Linked DNA regions of Homo sapiens: region 2 is linked to region 1. Evidence: chromatin loops called from intact Hi-C (ENCODE). Cell type or tissue: dorsolateral prefrontal cortex. All regions are shown on one strand. Each heading gives the region's core, and the rest is flanking DNA. Links, peaks and the distances in the headings are about the cores only.

What was found. Peaks named below come from ENCODE experiments on the same cell type or tissue, not always from the same donor. Only the 100,000 strongest peaks of a DNase experiment are listed, where the experiment ranks them.
Region 2: it touches region 1 in a loop (2.3-fold over the local background); 2 of 110 quality-filtered maps call a loop at or near these places.

The regions. Positions count from the first base shown.
Region 1 is chr11:7,653,159-7,663,176 of GRCh38, forward strand. PPFIBP2 (PPFIB scaffold protein 2) reads left to right here. Exons shown (of 24, transcript NM_003621.5): 24 at 1-598. The coding sequence ends at 60. Among named protein-coding and RNA genes, the nearest start is that of CYB5R2, 15 kb to the right of the region's middle. In dorsolateral prefrontal cortex, for the core only: CTCF peaks have their summits at 4,393 (motif pointing left) and 4,594; DNase peaks (open chromatin) are centred at 3,850 and 4,333; H3K27ac peaks cover 4,999 bases.
Region 2 is chr11:7,246,929-7,257,138 of GRCh38, forward strand. SYT9 (synaptotagmin 9) reads left to right here and starts at 4,976. Exons shown (of 7, transcript NM_175733.4): 1 at 4,976-5,403. The coding sequence starts at 5,259. RefSeq lists a silencer at 4,869-5,008. In dorsolateral prefrontal cortex, for the core only: CTCF peaks have their summits at 5,064 and 5,264; DNase peaks (open chromatin) are centred at 5,123 and 5,943; H3K4me3 peaks cover 2,261 bases; H3K27ac peaks cover 1,884 bases; H3K27me3 peaks cover 1,050 bases.

The DNA.
Region 1 (10,018 bases), core at 1-8,000:
CTCAGCCCCCTTGATGCCCCTGAACTGGATGGGCTGGACCAGGTGGGACAGATTAGCTGATGCCCTTGTCACCTGCCCTCTGTGCACCCTGAGAGCTCACAGTAACACTGTGTGTGTCACCATATAACTGCACCTCACCCCCGCACGTGTGCATGACTCGCAGAGAATATTCCAGCAATTGTGTACCCCTGGGCCAGTCTCTTTGAACCCTGAGGGTGGCCAGGATCTGGAGCTGCATCTCTAAGGGGCCAGGCTTTGGGGACCATTGCCAAAGGTGGACTCAGGAGGAAAGACACTTAAAGACACTTTTACATGTCTAGTAATTCTTGATGTTCATCTTCAGCACCAGTGGAAACACATGAACTTCGATGCAGGTCCAGAGACCATGGACACTCCCACGAGGCTCAGCTCTCAGGCACCCCCTACACTTCAGTTGAGGGAAAAGCTCAAGTGCCTTAGGCCCGTGGACCACAGTCTTGGCTGAGATCAAAGGGATGAGCAACAGGGACTTCTGCCACAGTGACAATGGAATTGTGTTGTGCCTTACTTCAGAGGTGGTCTCTTCTTTCTTGTAATAAAAGCAATATTTATGCGGAAAGCAAGCAGCTCACCATATCTTTAACTTTGTTGGGGAAAAAGAGCTGAGGGTAGCTGGAAATGGAGTCCTACGGATTGCAGAGCTGAAGAGCCGGTGGCACTGAGCCTAGTCCTCAGCCAGGTGCATGCTCAGGATTCACCAGGGGGGTAGAGCAAGGCGGGACCCCCTCCCATAGCCTTCAGAGGAGGTCCGTGGCCGCACTGCTTCAGAATTTGCTTCCCTCTGTGAAGCCGAGGGGGCTTCAAGTCTCATGCACATCCTGACCATAGGGTCCATCTGTCGTGCAGACCTCAAAGCTGAGTGCTTTCAGTGGCATGAGCCCCCCCAGTGAAGGGGATGGTGGGGAGACAAGAAGGCACCTTGCTGGAAAGACTCTCTTTCATGTGTTTTGCTGGCTTCTCTATTACTGACTTAGCTAGGCTCATAACCATGGTGGGGGCTGGTCTGTCTGCTGGCAGAACTGAAAGAGATCTGTCCCCTTGATTTAGAGGCTGACTGACTGATAATGACTGATAATGGCTCCTCCAGATGGGCCTTGTCTGGCTGGGACTGAGGTAGAGATGTGCCTTGCCAGTCTGGACTCCTGGTCAGAAGACTCTAGTTTGCCCCCAGGCAGTGCTTGGCTCCCCTCAATCCCCTGGGCCTCATCGCAGAAGAGTAACACCACGTCACCGCTGTCTGATGGCCTGGGCACGGCCTGATGACTCCATTCCATTGTAGCACTCTGATTCTGTACCAGATGGAGGCTATGCTAAGATTTGCTTCTTAAACTACCAGCAGCCTCAGGCATGGTCTGTTGCCACAGGCCACTGCCTCCTGGGAGGTGAGAGATGTGGGGACAAGCTTGCCAGCTGGCAATGCTGCTGATAGATCCTGGTACCCAGGTCCACTGGATGACAAGTGCTCATTCAGGCTGATGCCTGGCCACTGGAGTTGTAGAGCCAGTCAGGGCAGGCTTTGTCCCTTGTTTCTTATGTTGCGGTACAGGGATCTCTGCATGTGCCTGTTTTCAAAACCTGCATGGAACTGTTGTGCCACTGATTCTCTGCACCCTCAAGTAAGTCCTGTTCCCTTTGTGGGCTTGTTTTCCTACCTATAAAACAAGGGAGGGGTTACACTTGGTGCCCTCCAAATTTACAGAGGATGTTTCCAAATCTACAGTGTCTAAGTAGGTTTAGGGAAGGAGGAAGAGACCAGCATTACCTGAGAAGGAGGGGCAGGAGGGAGGCTCTTGAGTAGTGAGGAAGGATGCCCACCTATGTCAGGGCATTGGTGTCTGAGCTCCTGTTGCCTGGTAGCAGGAGTCTAGCATCCTGAAGGCCTTCATTCCTACTGCTCTCTGCTCCTGGAAATAGCTGGAACATTGAACACGTGCAGAAGGGCTGCTTCTGACAAGCTTGTGTCTTGCCTCTGTGTACCCTGAATGCCAGTTCCCAGTGGGGCCCCAGGAGAGGTATGCATGCAGTGTGGGACATTGATGCCTTTCCCCAGGAAACAGGAGCAGCATGTGCTCCACCCACCTGTCACTCCTCAGGGCCTGGCCCACTCCTTGCCTGTCCCTCCAGAGAAGCATGCCCTGGAGAAGCCAGGCTTGAGCACGACAGGACTTGCATGCCATCTCTCTGAATCACAAGCTGCATCCATGTGTGCTGACCAGGCTGCTGCCCATTTTACAGATGGCACCTTCGGAAGGTACCGTGACGCAGATAGGGCTCCTCTCCCAAGACATTCACCGCCTTACGGTAGGACTCTGACCCTCTCCCCACAGTCAGACTGGTGCCAGGGAGGCCCAGTGAGTTTGGTGTGGTGTGGTGTGGTATGCACAAGGCCTGGGGGACGGCGAAGAATGGTGCTTAGTGCTGGGGTCACAGCCTGAGCCTGAGCCAGCCACGAGGCAGAAAGCAGCCCAGGGGCCTTCTCTGTTGGCCTGTTACTGGACCTTGAGCCCCTAAGGGCAGTGGGGAGGCTCATCGGCTGTTAGCCAAAGCCAGCTAAAGCACACTAGATCTCAGGTCCTCTTCCCAGGCTTAGAGATGAGGAAACCAAGATGCTCAGCAACTCTAGATCACCTGTCTCATCAGCCTAGAGCCCAGGCTGCATCCTGTCCTAGTGGACACTTCCACCCTCTGCCCAGAGACATATGCATTTCCTATCGTGCCTCTGACTTTGTGGGTATCACAGAGTGTTGACAGGCTTGTGAGCACATCCTGGCACGCCCGAAAGGACAAACCATATCATGGGGAAGCAGTTTGGCCTCGAAAAGCAGCTTTGGAGTGAGGCTGAAGTCCCTGCTCTGACTTCACTAGCTCTGTGACCTTGGATGTCATTCTCTCCTGAGCTTTGGCTTAGTTATCTGTAAAGCAGGGCTAATGACATCCTCCTTGCCAGGCTTATAGGCAGACTAGAGCTGGCAGGAAAAGGCCAGCCACAGAGCACAGGATTTGTTTTTGAGGATCCATCACTCCCAAGGCCTTTTAGTTCTTGGACATTCCATCACTGAGCCTATTGGCTATAGTGTCTGTCCCCATCGAGGCCCCTGTCCCTGTACTTTGCTTGCTTGTCTAGCAAGGCCCATTGGGATGACAGGACAAGGACAGGGACACACGACTCTCCTTGTTTTCAAGGACAAAACAGGAAAGTCTCCCTGACTCCAAACAGGATCAGTTTTACTCAACGTTTTTATTTATTGGCCCACCCATGAAAGGAATCTGCCCACACTTGCCCTTATGATCTAGGCCTTTGGTGGCCTGAAAATAGAAAATTTATTTCTAAGATGAACAATTTATTTTTATCTTAATAGTGTTGTTTATTCTGACCCAATACTCAGGGTTTCTTGGGACACTATAAACTTATAGTGCACCTGTGTCAGATGCAGCCCTCACCCAGTGCCCTCTAGTTCCGGTGCAGCTGCCGCAGGGCAGCCTGGACCAAAACTCTATTAAACTGACCCTTCGGCTGTGTCCTTTTCAGACAATGCTGAGCCAGGACCAGCTGCTGAATGACTCTCGCCTGCCTGCCCCCAACTCTGATGACTGGAGATGACTTTCTTCGTGGCTGAGAGCGTAGGGAGGCATGTGTGGGGGCCCCGGAGCCTTTGCTTCTGTGGGGAGCGGGCACACAGCCCCCTCTGCAAGCCCAGTCCGGGCTGGCAGGGTGTCTCAGACAGGCTGCTGACAGGCATGAAGCAGAGCTGTGGGACAGGTGTCCAGGGGTGGCCCCAGGGTCCATGTGTGTCTTCAACCATGCTGCGCTCTTCACCGCAGGCTTCATACCTTTTGTACTTTTATACGTGGACTGCAGACCACTTTGTGGGAGGGCAGTGACATATCAGCACACAGACTCGATGGCTCGTGATATTCCTGGTGACAGCCTGGAGGCTCTCACACTCGAGGGGAAGAGCTGTTAGTTCATAAAACCTGCTGGAAAAAAAGTTCCGAAAAACTGTTTTGAATGTTCTGTAGAGACTGTGTTTTGTGAAATGGTCACCAGGAGGTCCCTCCGGGGCTGCTTCACAGAACGTGCTTTTTCCATTCTTGGGACTGTGGCTGGGCAAGGCAGGTGTTTAGGGTATGAGCGGGTAAAGCAACGAGGCTCCTTACCCACAGCACTGCCTGACTCTATCTCCCGTCATCTGCAAGGGGTATCTGTGCGACTCCCAGCTTGGAGCAGAGGCGTCCCCAACACGTGCACACCCTGCCTTCTGCCTCCACCCAAGCTGACACACAGCCTCCTCCCAGGCCTTGCCCTTGGAGCAGCTCAGGCGTAATGTCTGATTAAATAGCTCCCCCAAGTGGAAGGCCCTTGAGCACCTCAAGCTCCGTGTTTCCACCCCAACTCACCAACTTCCCAAACATGTCTGTTTCCTCTCCACTCTTTAGTCCTTCCTCCCTCCAGGCGTCTGCTCAGGCCCTTCCCTCACTAGGGAATGCATTTTTCTCCTAGTCCCCTTCATGAGGGAAAATCCTGTCTCTCAAGGCACGGCAAAGAGACCATCTCTCAGGAAGCCTTCCCGCATGATCCAGTTACAGGTAGCTCTCCCACAGTGCCGTGTCTGCCCTTGAGCCAGAGCACAGCTCACCTTGAAGTTTCTTGTCGTCTTACCATACCCGTCCTCACCACAAACTTGGAGCACCTGCTCTGCACTGGCTCCTGTAGACAGTCCTCCAGTTGCCAAGGAGATCTGTGCTCCTAAGTTCCTCATCCACCCACTCCTTCGCATGTGTGTGTTAAGAACCTTCCATGCCAGGGCTAGAGATACAGGCATGAATGCCAAGGTCCCTGCCTAAAGGTGCTTACAGTGTAGTGGAGTACAGACCAGTTTCAAACAAGACTCTGCCAAAGGTTACAGATGCTCCAATATTAGTTTCTGCAGCCTAAAAGAGCATGTTGTCATTTTTTTTTTATTATACTTTAAGTTTTAGGGTACATGTGCACATTGTGCAGGTTAGTTACATATGTATACATGTGCCATGCTGGTGCACTGCACCCACTAACTCGTCATCTAGCATTAGGTATATCTCCAGGTGCTATCCCTCCCCCCTCCCCCCACCCCACAACAGTCCCCAGAGTGTGATATTCCCCTTCCTGTGTCCATGTGATCTCATTGTTCAATTCCCACCTATGAGTGAGAATATGCGGTGTTTGGTTTTTTGTTCTTGCGATAGTTTACTGAGAATGATGATTTCCAATTTCATCCATGTCCCTACAAAGGACATGAACTCATCATTTTTTATGGCTGCATAGTATTCCATGGTGTATATGTGCCACATTTTCTTAATCCAGTCTATCATTGATGGACATTTGGGTTGGTTCCAAGTCTTTGCTATTGTGAATAATGCTGCAATAAACATACGTGTGCATGTGTCTTTATAGCAGCATGATTTATAGTCCTTTGGGTATATACCCAGTAATGGGATGGCTGGGTCAAATGGTATTTCCAGTTCTAGATCCCTGAGGAATCGCCACACTGACTTCCACAATGGTTGAACTAGTTTACAGTCCCACCAACAGTGTAAAAGTGTTCCTATTTCTCCACATCCTCTCCAGCACCTGTTGTTTCCTGACTTTTTAATGATTGCCATTCTAACTGGTGTGAGATGGTATCTCATTGTGGTTTTGATTTGCATTTCTCTGATGGCCAGTGATGATGAGCATTTTTTCATGTGTTTTTTGGCTGCATAAATGTCTTCTTTTGAGAAGTGTCTGTTCATGTCCTTTGCCCACTTTTTGATGGGGTTGTTTTTTTCTTGTAAATTTGTTGGAGTTCATTGTAGATTCTGGATATTAGCCCTTTGTCAGATGAGTAGGTTGCGAAAATTTTCTCCCATTTTGTAGGTTGCCTGTTCACTCTGATGGTAGTTTCCTTTTGCTGTGCAGAAGCTCTTTAGTTTAATTAGATCCCATTTGTCAATTTTGTCTTTTGTTGCCATTGCTTTTGGTGTTTTAGACATGAAGTCCTTGCCCATGCCTATGTCCTGAATGGTAATGCCTAGGTTTTCTTCTAGGGTTTTTATGGTTTTAGGTCTAACCTTTAAGTCTTTAATCCATCTTGAATTGATTTTTGTATAAGGTGTAAGGAAGGGATCCAGTTTCAGCTTTCTACATATGGCTAGCCAGTTTTCCCAGCACCATTTATTAAATAGGGAATCCTTTCCCCATTGCTTGTTTTTCTCAGGTTTGTCAAAGATCAGATAGTTGTAGATATGTGGCGTTATTTCTGAGGGCTCTGTTGTTCTGTTCCATTGATCTATATCTCTGTTTTGGTACCAGTACCATGCTGTTTTGGTTACTGTAGCCTTGTAGTATAGTTTGAAGTCAGGTAGTGTGATGCCTCCAGCTTTGTTCTTTTGGCTTAGGATTGACTTGGCAATGTGGGCTCTTTTTTGGTTCCATATGAACTTTAAAGTAGTTTTTTCCAATTCTGTGAAGAAAGGCATTGGTAGCTTGATGGGGATGGCATTGAATCTGTAAATTACCTTGGGCAGTATGGCCATTTTGACGATATTGATTCTTCCTACCCATGAGCATGGAATGTTCTTCCATTTGTTTGTATCCTCTTTTATTTCCTTGAGCAGTGGTTTGTAGTTCTCCTTGAAGAGGTCCTTCACATCCCTTGTAAGTTGGATTCCTAGGTATTTTATTCTCTTTGAAGCAATTGTGAATGGGAATTCACTCATGATTTGGCTCTCTGTTTGTCTGTTGTTGGTATATAAGAATGCTTGTGATTTTTGTACATTGATTTTGTATCCTGAGACTTTGCTGAAGTTGCTTATCAGCTGAAGGAGATTTTGGGCTGAGACAATGGGGTTTTCTAGATATACAATCATGTCATCTGCAAACAGGGACAATTTGACTTCCTCTTTTCCTAATTGAATACCTTTTATTTCCTTCTCCTGCCTAATTGCCCTGGCCAGAACTTCCAACACTGTGTTGAATAGGAGTGGTGAGAGAGGGCATCCCTGTCTTGTGCCCGTTTTCAAAGGGAATGCTTCCAGTTTTTGCCCATTCAGTATGATATTGGCTGTGGGTTTGTCATAGATAGCTCTTATTATTTTGAAATACGTCCCATCAATACCTAATTTATTGAGAGTTTTTAGCATGAAGGGTTGTTGAATTTTGTCAAAGGCTTTTTCTGCATCTATTGAGATAATCGTGGTTTTTGTCCTTGGCTCTGTTTATATGCTGGATTACATTTATTGATTTGCGTCTATTAAACCAGCCTTGCATCCCAGGGATGAAGCCCACTTGATCATGGTGAATAAGCTTTTTGATGTGCTGCTGGATTCGTTTTGCCAGTATTTTATTGAGGATTTTTGCATCAATGTTCATCAAGGATATTGGTCTAAAATTCTCTTTTTTTGTTGTGTCTCTGCCAGGTTTTGGTATCAGAATGATGCTGGCCTCATAAAATGAGTTAGGGAGGATTCCCTCTTTTTCTATTGATTGGAATAGTTTCAGAAGGAATGGTACCAGTTCCTCCTTGTACCTCTGGTAGAATTCGGCTGTGAATCCATCTGGTCCTGGACTCTTTTTGGTTGGTAAGCTATTGATTATTGCCACAATTTCAGATCCTGTTATTGGTGCATTCAGAGATTCAACTTCTTCCTGGTTTAGTGTTGGGAGAGTGTATGTGTCGAGGAATTTATCCATTTCTTCTAGATTTTCTAGTTTATTTGCGTAGAGGTGTTTGTAGTATGCTCTGATGGTAGTTTGTATTTCTGTGGGATCGGTGGTGATATCCCCTGTATCATTTTTTATTGTGTCTATTTGATTCTTCTCTCTTTTTTTCTTTATTAGTTTTGCTAGCAGTCTATCAATTTTGTTAATCCTTTCAAAAAACCAGCTCCTGGATTCATTAATTTTTTGAAGGGTTTTTTGTGTCTCTATTTCCTTCAGTTCTGCTCTGATTTTAGTTATTTCTTGCCTTCTGCTAGCTTTTGAATATGTTTGCTCTTGCTTTTCTAGTTCTTTTAATTGTGATGTCAGGGTGTCAATTTTGGATCTTTCCTGCTTTCTCTTGTGGGCATTTAGTGCTATAAATTTCCCTCTACACACTGCTTTGAATGTGTCCCAGAGATTCTGGTATGTTGTGTCTCTGTTCTCGTTGGTTTCAAAGAACATCTTTATTTCTGCCTTCATTTCGTTATGTTCCAAGTAGTCATTCAGGAGCAGGTTGTTCAGTTTCCATGCAGTCGGGTGGTTTTGAGTGAGATTCTTAATCCTGAGTTCTAGTTTGATTGCACTGTGGTCTGAGAGATAGTTTGTTATAATTTCTGTTCTTTTACATTTGCTGAGGAGAGCTTTACTTCCAACTATGTGGTCAATTTTGGAATAGGTGTGGTGTGGTGCTGAAAAATATGTATATTCTCTTGATTTGGGGTGGAGAGTTCTGTAGATGTCTATTAGGTCCACTTGGTGCAGAGCTGAGTTCAATTCCTGCGTATCCTTTGTTGACTTTGTCTCGTTTATCTGTCTAATGTTGACAGTGGGGTGTTAAAGTCTCCCATTATTAATGCGTGGGAGTCTAAGTCTCTTTGTAGGTCACTCAGGACTTGCTTTATGAATCTGGGTGCTCCTGTATTGGGTGCATATATATTTAGGATAGTTAGCTCCTCTTGTTGAATTGATCCCTTTACCATTATGTAATGGCCTTCTTTGTCTCTTTTGATCTTTGTTGGTTTAAAGTCTGTTTTATCAGAGACTAGGGTTGCAACCCCTGCCTTTTTTTGTTTTCCATTTGCTTGGTAGATCTTCCTCCATCCTTTTATTTTGAGCCTATGTGTGTCTCTGCACGTGAGATGGGTTTCCTGAATACAGCACACTGATGGGTCTTGACTCTTTATCCAGTTTGCCAGTCTGTGTCTTTTAATTGGAGCATTTAGTCCATTTACATTTAAAGTTAATATTGTTATGTGTGAATTTGATCCTGTCATTATGATGTTAGCTGGTTATTTTGCTCGTTAGTTGATGCAGTTTCTTCCTAGTCTTGATGGTCTTTACATTGTGGCATGATTTTGCAGCGACTGGTACCGGTTGTTCCTTTCCATGTTTAGCACTTCCTTCAGGAGCTCTTTTAGGGCAGGCCTAGTGGTGACAAAATCTCTCAGCATTTGCTTGTCTGTAAAGTGTTTTATTTCTCCTTCACTTATGAAGCTTAGTTTGGCTGGATGTGAAATTCTGGGTTGAAAATTCTTTTCTTTAAGAATGTTGAATATTGGCCCCCACTCTCTTCTGGCTTGTAGGGTTTCTGCTGAGAGATCCGCTGTTAGTCTGATGGGCTTCCCTTTGAGGGTAACCCGACCTTTCTCTCTGGCTGCCCTTAACATTTTTTCCTTCGTTTCAACTTTGGTGAATCTGACAATTATGTGTCTTGGAGTTGCTCTTCTCGAGGAGTATCTTTCTGGCGTTCTCTGTATTTCCTGAATCTGAACGTTGGCCTGCCTTGCTAGATTGGGGAAGTTCTCCTGGATAATATCCTGCAGAGTGTTCTCCAACTTGGTTCCATTCTCCCCATCACATTCAGGTCCACCAATCAGACATAGATTTGGTCTTTTCACATAGTCCCATATTTCTTGGAGGCTTTGTTCATTTCTTTTTATTCTTTTTTCTCTAAACTTCCCTTCTCGCTTCATTTCTTTTATTTCATCTTCCATCACTGATACCCTTTCTTCCAGTTGATCGCATCGGCTCCTGAGGCTTCTGCATTCTTCACGTAGTTCTCAAGCCTTGGTTTTCAGCTCCATCAGCTCCTTTAAGCACTTCTCTGTATTGGTTATTCTAGTTATACATTCTTCTAAATTTTTTTCAAAGTTTTCAACTTCTTTGCCTTTGGTTTGAATGTCCTCCCGTAGCTCAGAGTAATTTGATCGTCTGAAGCCTTCTTCTCTCAGCTCGTCAAAGTCATTCTCCATCCAGCTTTGT
Region 2 (10,210 bases), core at 1,199-9,198, 410 kb before region 1:
TAAACAATAGAAATTTATTTTCTCACAGTCAGAAGTCTGGGAAGTCCAAGCTCAAGGTTGCAGCCAATTCCATTTCTAGTGAGGGCTTTCTTCCTGGCTTGCAGAGAGCTGCCTTCTCACTGTGTCCTCACATGGCAGAGAGAAAGCAAACTCTTTGATGACTCTTTTTAAAAATTATTTTTTATTTCTATAGGTTATTGGGGAACAGGTGGTGTTTGGTTACATGATTAAATTCTTTAGAGATGATTTGTGAGATATTGGTGCATCCATCACCCAAGCACTATACGCTGCACCCTATTTGAAGTCTTTTATCTCCTGCCCCCTTCCCACCCTTTCCCCTGAGTCCCCAAAGTCCATTGTGTCATTCTTATGTCTTTGCATCCTCACAGCTTAGCTCTGCTTGTGAGTGAGAACATAAGATGTTTGGTTTTCCATTCCTGAGTTACTCCACTTAGAATAATAGCCTCCAGTCTCATCCAGGTCACTATGAATGCCGTTAATTCATTCCTTTTTATGGCTGAGTAGTATTCCATCATATATATATACATATATATATACACACACATATATATACACATATATACATATATACACACATATATACATATATATACACGTATACATGTATATACACATATATACACATATACATATATATGTGTATATATACGTATATATACATATATACGTGTATATATACGTGTATATATACGTGATATATATATATACATATGTATATATACGTATATATGTGTGTATATATATATATATATCACAGTTTCTTTATCCACTCATTGATTGATGGACATTTGGGTCGGTTCTGTGTTTTTGCAATTGTGAATTGTGCTGCTATATACATACATGTGCAAGTATCTTTTTCGTATAATGACCTCTTTTGCTCTGGGTAGATACCCAGTAGTGGGACAGCTGCATCAAATGGTAGTTCTACTTTTAGTTCTTTAAGGCATCTCCACACTGTTTTCCATAGTGGTTGTACCAGTTTACATTCCCATCAGCAATGTAGAATTGTTCCTTGTTCACTGCATCCACACCAACATCTACTGTTTTTTGATTTTTTGATTATGGTCATTCTTGCAGGAGTAAGGTGGTATCGCATTGTGCTTTTGATTTCAATTTCCCTGTTCATTAGTATGTTGACCATTTTTTCATGTTTGTTGGCCATTTGTATATCTTCTTTTGAGAATTGTCTATCCATGTCCTTATCCCACTTTTTGATGGGATTGTTTGTTTTTTTCGTGTTGATTTGTTTGAGTTCGTTGTAGATTCTGGATATTAGTCCTTTGTCAGATGTATAGATTGTGAAGATTTTTCTCCCACTCTGTGAGTTGTCTGTTTACTCTGCTGTTTTTTTTTTCCTGTGCAAAAGCTCTTTAGTTTAATTAAGTCCCAGAAATGTATCTATCTTTGTTTTTATTGCATTTGTTTTTGGGTTCTTGGTCACGAAATCCTTGCCTAAGCCAATGTCTAGAAGAGTTTTTACAATGTTATCTTCCAGAATTTTTATAGTTTCAGCTCTTAGATTTAAGTCCTTAATCCATCTTGAGTTGATTTTTGTATAAGGTGAGAGATGAGGATCCAGTTTCATTCTCCTACATGTGGCTAGCCAATTATTGCAGCACCATTTGTTGAAAAGGGTGTCCTTTCCAAATAAAATACTTAGGAATATACCTAAACAAGGAGGTGAAAGACCTCTACAAGGAAGACTGCAAAACACTGCTGAAAGAGATCAGAGATGACACAAACAAATGGAAACATGTCCCATGCTCACAGATGGATAGAATTAATATTGTGAAAATGACTATACTGCCAAAAGCAATCTACAAATTCAACACAATTCCCATCAAAATACCACCATCATTCTTCATAAAATTACAAAAAACAATTCTAAAATTCATATGGAACCAAAAAAGAGCCCACATAGCCAAAGCAAGACTAAGCAAAAAGAGCAAATCTGGAGGCATCACATTACCTGATTTCAAACTATACTATAAGACCATAGTCACCAAAACAGCATGGTAGTTGTATAAAAATAGGTATACAGACCAATGGAACAGAATAGAGAACCCAGAAATAAACCCAAATACTTACAGCCAGCTGGTTTGATGATTCTTATAAGGAAACTAATCCTATTGGATCAGGGCTCTACCTTTATGACCTCATTTACTCTTAATTAAGTCCTATCTCCAAATACAGTGACATCGGGAATTAGGGCTTCAACATAAGAATTTACAGTTCACTCTATAGCAGTATCTCACTTCCCTTCTGTATGATATTCTTTCTCCACATTGTTTCTCATTCTTCTGGACCCCTCTCCAGCAAGATATCCTGTAAAAGTTGCAAGATCTTTTCAAGTCTAGACTCAGCTCAGAATTTCACTTCTACACATTCTGTTGAATAAAGTGAGTCACAAGGCAGGCCCAAATTCAAGCAGAGGGGAACAGACTTGACTTCTTGATGGGAAGAGTGGTAAAATCACACTCCAAAAGGACACATGGAATTGGAGGGATAGCTATGGCTGTCTTTGGAAACAGTCTACCAATTTGTCCTTGAACAAATTGTTTAACCACCTGATTTTACTTTCTTTGCCTGTAAAATAGGAAATATAGCATCAACCACTTTGGGATGTTGTAAGTAATAGATTAAGAAAGTGTGTTTAGCACCTCGTACATTGTAGTAGAAACATAACAGAAACAGCAAAAACACATATTGGTTGAGCCCATACTATGTGGCAGCACTATTACAAGCACTTAAATATATTGCTTTATGTAATCTTTGTAACAGCCCAAAGATACACGTTATCTTTGAGATAAGATGAGAAACCCTAGGCACAAAAATGTTAACTTGCACAAGGTTGGTTGCATAGTAACTAGTCTGTCTAAATCTTGAATGTCTTACTGTCTACTTTATCCAAAGGACACTTTTTAGTTTTTTCTCTTTAAACTATATTTGAAAGTTTACAGTTGATGTTGCTCGCTCCTCTACCAAACACTCCTCCTCCCGTGATCCCTATGACTCCCCTCTGTACAATCTTTCCTCCTGTTCTCATTGCTACCTTCCAATCTCCTCTTTCATTTCTTCAACTCTTCTTTCTTGAAGGAACCATCCCATGTGGCAACTCAGTTTCTACCTTTCCAATGATGATTGCCAGTCTTCACTCTCTCCTAAACTCTAGGCTTGCATTTCTAAGTGTTATTAGGGTGTGAGCACATATGACCCAGGTAACGTTTTGAAACGTTTGTGCCTTTCACTTCTTTCTTATTCCATTGGTTGCAATCTTGTCACTTAATACTTGAAATGTTTTTCAAATTTGGATGTTTCTAGCAATCAGCTAATGCCTTTGGCCTGGTTTAGGCCTTCATCATCTCTTGCCTGGTTTATCAAAGTCATTTTTTAACTGAACTTGTTGCTTTCAGTTCCTCTCTGACATGATGGCATTAGGGTAATATTTCCATGTGCTTCAACACACATACCTTCTCACCATTACTATATGTCCCCCCCGCCACCCCCCCCCAGCATCACACTATCTCTGGTGTCACCTTCTCTGTTCATGGCCTTTTTCTTCTTCTCTAGGGGTTCCCCCCTTTGAAGAAACAGCATCTGCTCAACCTCCCCTACAGGCTCCCTTAAAGCTGGTTTCTCCTCCCTCTGTTTGTCTCTTTGCAACTCTCTGGAGGCATCTTTACCTTTACAACTTTGCATTTTCTCTGCTATTCCCATGTAAGTTCCCTGAAACCCTAGTACCATTCACAGCAGGATTTCAAAGGTTGCCTGTTGCGTGAGCATTCTATAGGATCCCAAATTATCTTTCTGTGCAAATATGAATTGTTGTGATATGTCCGTAGAGACGGCACAACCTCATGGCTAAGAATGATAGTTACCAGTTCTAGAGATCCTACTCTAATTGCTCTAGAGTGGGGGCCTGAACACCAGTATTACAAAAAAGACAAAAGAAAAAGAAGGAAAAAAGAAAAAAGAAAGAGAGAAAATCAAAGCTACCTTCATCATGTATGAATTTGAGCAAGTAACACCTTTGTGAGTCCCCAGGCCCCAGTTTCTCATTGGTAAAATGAGGATAACAATTACACAGACCTTGTTGGGCTATGTACAGAATTAAATGAGATTATGTACCTAAAAGGCTTGTGGCACAGTGACACACACACACACACACACACACACACACACACCCAGAGTACTTCGTGGTTATTTCTAGGCTTTACTGCTTGAAAGGCTGAAAAGATGGGTGGATGAGAGGTGCCCTGAGGTTCCTTCCAACTCTCCAAGATTCTGTGATACTCCTCCTTGGGTGCTGAAGACACTTTGGCAATGTTTGGATTTCCAAACGGTTGCTTAGAAAACTAAGGGACCCACGAAGCCCAGGTAAGCCTCAGGGTCTTTCCCAGGAATCGTTTATTTATTTGATCTTAGTTCTGACCTAGAGCCTCCACCTTCTCCATCCAAATCACCACAGTGGTCGAAAAGGGCCTGTGCTTGGGAAATCCTTCCTTTGTTGGCGAATCTTGGACCCAAACCCTGCATTTGGGCATCTGACACCCATAGGCCCATGGTTCAAACCCAGGCGGCTCTTTCCAAGTTCGAAGCAGGGACTCGGTTCTGCGCATCTGGCGGGTGTGCCCAGATTGTAACCTTCGCACTAGGCATCCAAGAACGTGCTTTGGACACACTCGGCGGTGGGAGCGGGTGCTTGGTTTGCATCAGGGATGAGGGGTGGAGTAGCGAAAGCGCCCGGAGCGCGCACTCACTCACACTCCCCAAGCCAGGGCGCGGCCGCTCTGGGCGCGAGGTCCCAAGCCAAGTCTCGCGCTCGGCCAGGAGCCGGGGAGTACCCCAGGTCCCCGGTCTGGGGCCGCCGCTATCCTACCCTGCGGCGCGCACTCCTGACCTGGCCCCGCCCCCCGGCGGCCGCGAGTAGCGGGCGGAGCGCAAGCAGAGAGGCGCTCTGGGCTGTGCGGCACCGCCTCTCCTCGGTGTCTGGGGAGGGACGGAGGGACCGGGCGGGAGAGAGAGAAAGCCTGACCGACCGGCTGGCGAAGAGCTGCATGCAACCGGTGGGAGGCCGGGCCGGCTGGGTCTGGGGCTCGGGCTCAGGCTCGCACCGTTTCTCGGCAGGTCCCTGGCGGTGAGCGCGGACGGCCCGGAGGCGGCGGCTCTGAGCTGGCAGGCGGAGGGCTGTCTCCTGCGCCCGCCTGCCCGGCGCGGTCCGAGGATGCGGGGGGGCGATGCCCGGGGCCAGGGACGCGCTCTGTCACCAGGCGCTGCAGCTGCTGGCCGAGCTCTGTGCCCGTGGGGCCCTGGAGCACGACAGCTGCCAGGATTTCATTTACCACCTGCGGGACCGTGCCAGACCCCGGCTCCGCGACCCAGGTGAGTGCCGCCACCGCCGCCTGGAGGGACCTAAGGGCCCTGGGCTGGGACTTGGGGCCGCACCGGGGCCTGAGGCAGAACAGCGACGCGGACTGGGAGAGGGCGGGGGGCGGCCACCGAGCCAGGAGAGTGATCAAGAACCAGCGCACTGTGGCCTGATGCTGTAACCAGGCGGGGACCCGGGCGGTGGCTACTGCACGGAGGCCGACTCCGGGTCGGCTAGGGCAGGGTTGGAGGGACCACGCCCGCCACCTGCGCTCCCATCGCCAAGGCTCCTGGGGGCGGCTCCCTAGCTCCGAGCTACGCTCTCCACTTCCCGGGCTATCTGCACTCAGAGCGAGGGGAGGCCGCGGCGGCCTCGGAGCCGTGGGAAGGGGGACGAGGCCGAAGGAAACTCTGGGAAGTTGGGAGTTGGGGACGGCCCCGGGTTGGGGCCGAATCCCACCGGGTGCTGCTCATCCTTTCTCCCAAGCGTCTAGTTCCTTTCCTTGGTATGGGGTGAGAAGGGCGGGACGCGATCCGGCGTTGGGCCGGGGACAGGGTGCTTCTGGCCTTGGGCAGACGGGCCTGAACCCGTTCCCGGCGGGTCGCACGGCATGGAGGTGGCCTGGGCCTGGGCGCTAGGCTCGACCAGCGACTACCGCCGGCCACGATGGGGTTCGTAGACTCGTCGGTCCTGGCTTGTGCACCTGTAGTTACTCCTAGTGAAAGTTGCAAAGCTCTTAACTTTGGAAAGTTCATTTATTTTGGCATTTGACCAATTAAGGTTGGAGGAGGGAGTTTTAGTGGAGCCATTTGCTTTTCCTGAGGTCCCTGGGTCTCCCAGGTCGTCTCATCCGTTACTGGCTACTGGAAAATGCATTCCTTCCAATGTTTGCTTGAGATGTTTCTCACCTGGAGAAATAGTTTTCTCGAATATTCTCCCAACCTAAGTACTTACCAAAACAGCATATTGTGGTTGGATTGTTAAAAATGGGATGAGAAAATGGCCTTTCTCTTGATATTGCTATGTATAAATATTGGAAATGAGCTATTGCCTTGCAAATTATGATGTACGAATTGAAAACAATTTATTATATAAAAATCCATTTATCCAAAAGATAAATTAAAGAATTATTTGATTTATAAAGAGTGTCACACTGAGCCAGACTTAAATAGCATATCCTTGATATATTCAAGATGGTCGTGTGGGGTGAAGTCATCTGCTAAAATTTTAAAGTTTATATCAGATTTTCCCTACCAGAGGCTTTTTTTTCCTATTGAAAAAGAAAAAAATATTGTTTTCCATTGCCGGTGGTTATATTAACTAAGTTTATTGAATGATCATTGATATATTACTTCAAAGTGGATAATTGGGTAGAGAAATACTGATCCCAGTGGTTTCCAGGGAGGTTTAATGTCCAGCCTATGTGCATCTCATTGCTGGATGTGATGTGCTGAATAAACCACAGTCCCTTATCTCACAAGCTGGAGTCCCAGGAAGATGTCTTAAGTCGGGGAAGTTCGTCCTTAAGCAGCAGAAGCAAGACAATTATTTTGCATGCTTTGCCCAAAGCAAGTATTAGTATTGAAACATCTCACTTCCTTGCCTGTGACCAGACCACGAGTTCTCCTTGTTATCCCACATAAGCAGTTGTCTTTGGCTTTACAAGAGAAGATGGATGAGGCCTATCTCTGAATCACATCTTTTTGGCCAGTTTTCTGCTTCTACTCCTTTTAATCCGGGAGCTGGATCCTGTGTTCTCAGATTCTCTTCAGCCCCTACACCAGGCAACCCCTGAGAAAGAGTCACTAAGTAGGCTTCTTACAAGAGGAAATCTGATTCCTTGGCGGAGGAATAGCTAGAGATAGGAGTCGACCTTGCTGCTCTGAGTTCCTGATAGCAGTGCTCTGCTTTCTTAAACTAGGACACAAGGGTTTTGAAGTAGCCCCATGCCCCTGTGGCTCTTTGGTTTTTGTTGGAAAGTAGCCAGCTCATGAGGACAGGGGTGGGGGTTTTCGAGTGCAAGGTGAGAGGAAATGAGGCCAAAGATTACATCCAAAGTGCACCCTCTCCTTCAGGACACTTCTCCCTTCATTTCCAAATCTCCCTTCATTTCCCTCCTTCCTTGCCTTGCCGACATTAATTCTTACATCAGATGCATTTGTCTTCATCCCTCTGAAGCAAGAGTGTCTTTAATCTCGGAACCCTAAAAGCTGAGTAGTAGAAAAGCTGCACCACACAACGCCGTGTGAATAATGTCCCTGCTGTTGATAGTGTGAACCAGAACAACCATGCACAGCAGCCCTGAGACATGGGTTCCTAGAGAGAGTCATCTCGGTAAATGGATGACTTCTTTTTCTGGAAAGGAATCCACCTGAATGCCATGTCCCAGCTTTCTCTGTTATTGTCCATTCACGGCCACCCTGTGATAGCTAGGTTTTCTCAAGCTGAACTAAGGACTTTGGTTATAAAAGGAGAAAAAAGATATAATTTCCTGTGGACAGCAAAGTGACCCTGCATCTAGGAAATTTACTCATTTTTTCAGAGGTGTGGAAAGACTAGGGCACAGACCAGCGGGCCTGAGCCATCAGAAAGGTTCTTTTTTGTCCAGGTAGTTATAGTGCCCTGTTGGGGGAGTACCGCACCCAGATTTCCCTGACTTGGTGTTCACAGAGGACTTGATGCAATTGTGGTTTAAAAAAATAAGCCTAAGTCACAGTTGGAACTGAAGTGCCTCACCCAGTCTGTCATCTGTACCAACTTGTGGAAAGGAAAGTGCTGAGTGTGAGCACTTTTGTCCATAGAAAGCAATTAGAATGCTCTGTTGGTTGCCTTTATGGTGTTTTATATGTTAATGATGTGGGACATAAACTTGCAGGCCTCAGAGACTAGCCTTTAAGGCAGAGGGAACAGCAAGCGCAAAGGCCCTGAAGTGGTAGCATTATTGATATGATTCTAGAAATGGTGACTTCAGAGGTGGCTGGAGAGGTGTGAAACAGATGGAGAGTGATAAGACGTGTATGGTCAAGAGTTAGAGAGGGTGGATCATGCAGAGTCTTGTAAACCATTATAAAGACTTTGGTTTTTACTCTGAATGAGATAGGAAGCCATTAGAAGGTGCTGAGCAGAGAAGTGACAACACTTTGACTGCTATGTTGAAGAGCAAAGGTGAAGTCAGAGAAACCACTTAGGAAGCTATTTCAGAAATCCAGACAGAGGTGATAGTGACTTCAACAGGGATAGTGGTAATGGAGGTGATGAGAAGTAATTGGATTATGAATGCAATTTGCAGGTACAGCCGCAAGTATTTATTGAAGGAAGAGATGTGAAAGGTGAGAGAAGGGCAATTAAGGATGCTTCAAAGGCTTTTTGACCTAAAAAATTCCATGTACAAGTAGAAGTCTTCAGGAAGAAGGTAGGGGTGAGGAGGGAAATCATGAGGTTTATTTTTTATTTTATTTTAACTTTTTGTAACACATTAAGTGTGTGATGCCTCTTTAGATAGCCAAGCTGTTTTACAGTTGAACAGTGACCTGAGGTATGACTATCCTCTTTAATGTCAATTGCTCTATGCTCGTATTTTTTAACTGGAGACTTCGCTGTCAAGAAGATTAATTGGTTATAGAACAGTATGTATTGTTAGAAGGTTTTCCTTGTAGGGAATTAAAAGGTCTCTTAAATTTCTACCCATGGATCTTGATTATACTTTTTTTGGTCAAAAAGCATTAGTCTTATCTCTCTTCTCCATCATACACCTTTGGCTATTAGGAGGTAAACTAGCCTAACTTATCTAGATCCACTCTTTCCAAGGAACAGAAAGGAGGATTGGATCATGTAATGACTAGGTCTTAAACATGTTTTTATCATTTTCTTTTTAAGTCTTTTCTTCTGTAGGGTGCCAACCATGTCTGTGCCAAGCACTTTATGTAGGTCATTTCACTAGTCCTCACAAGTCTTTTAAGCACTTATCTGTGTTCCAGCAGCAGCAGCAGCTGCTGGGAGCTTGTTAGAATTGGAGATCTCAGTTATGTCCCAGACCCACTGAATATGAATCTGTATATTAACAGGATCCTCAGGTGAGAGTTGTAGGCACATTAAAGTTCAAGAACCATGGCTAAAAGTGATTGATATATATGAGTAAACTGAAGTCCAGAGAAGTAAACTAGCCCAGGGCCATGGAGTCCATTTAAAAGAAGAATTGGGTCTAAGTGAAAGTAGCTTCTTAGGTAGTCACATCACATGTACTGAAAACTGAGGAGTTATTGTCAATGAAAATTTTCTAGGTGTTTTTCATAAGAGCCACCCTTAGACCTACTTTCTCTCTTCTGTACTTGTATGATGGATTTAATCCCTAAGTGTAGGTCACATTCTATGTAGTTGTAAAGATTCAGCTTAGTATTTTTGATTATGAATTCTGTTATCCAGGATACTGGTTTTCCATTCATGTTCCAACTCCATATTCTGGAGATTTTTCTGCATGTTCTCTGTGTCTGTACCCAATGTTTAGAAAAGGTTCAGCAGGTCAGAGTATGAAGCAGAGCCTTAAGACTCATGATTAGTGATTCTTCTCTCCATGTAAATATTACTCTATTCAAGAAAAGCTTTTTCTAGGTCATGGTTTTCAACTTTGGCTGCACATTAGGAATACTTAGGGAGCTGGAACAAACAAACAAAGAAAAAACAAACAACAGCAACAACAAAAACTACCAATGACTGGGCTGCACCCTAGACCAGTTTTAAATCACAGTCTCTGGGAAATGGGCCTGGTATCAGTATTTTTAAAGTTCATCTATTGATTCTAATGTGCAGCCAAGTAGAGAACAA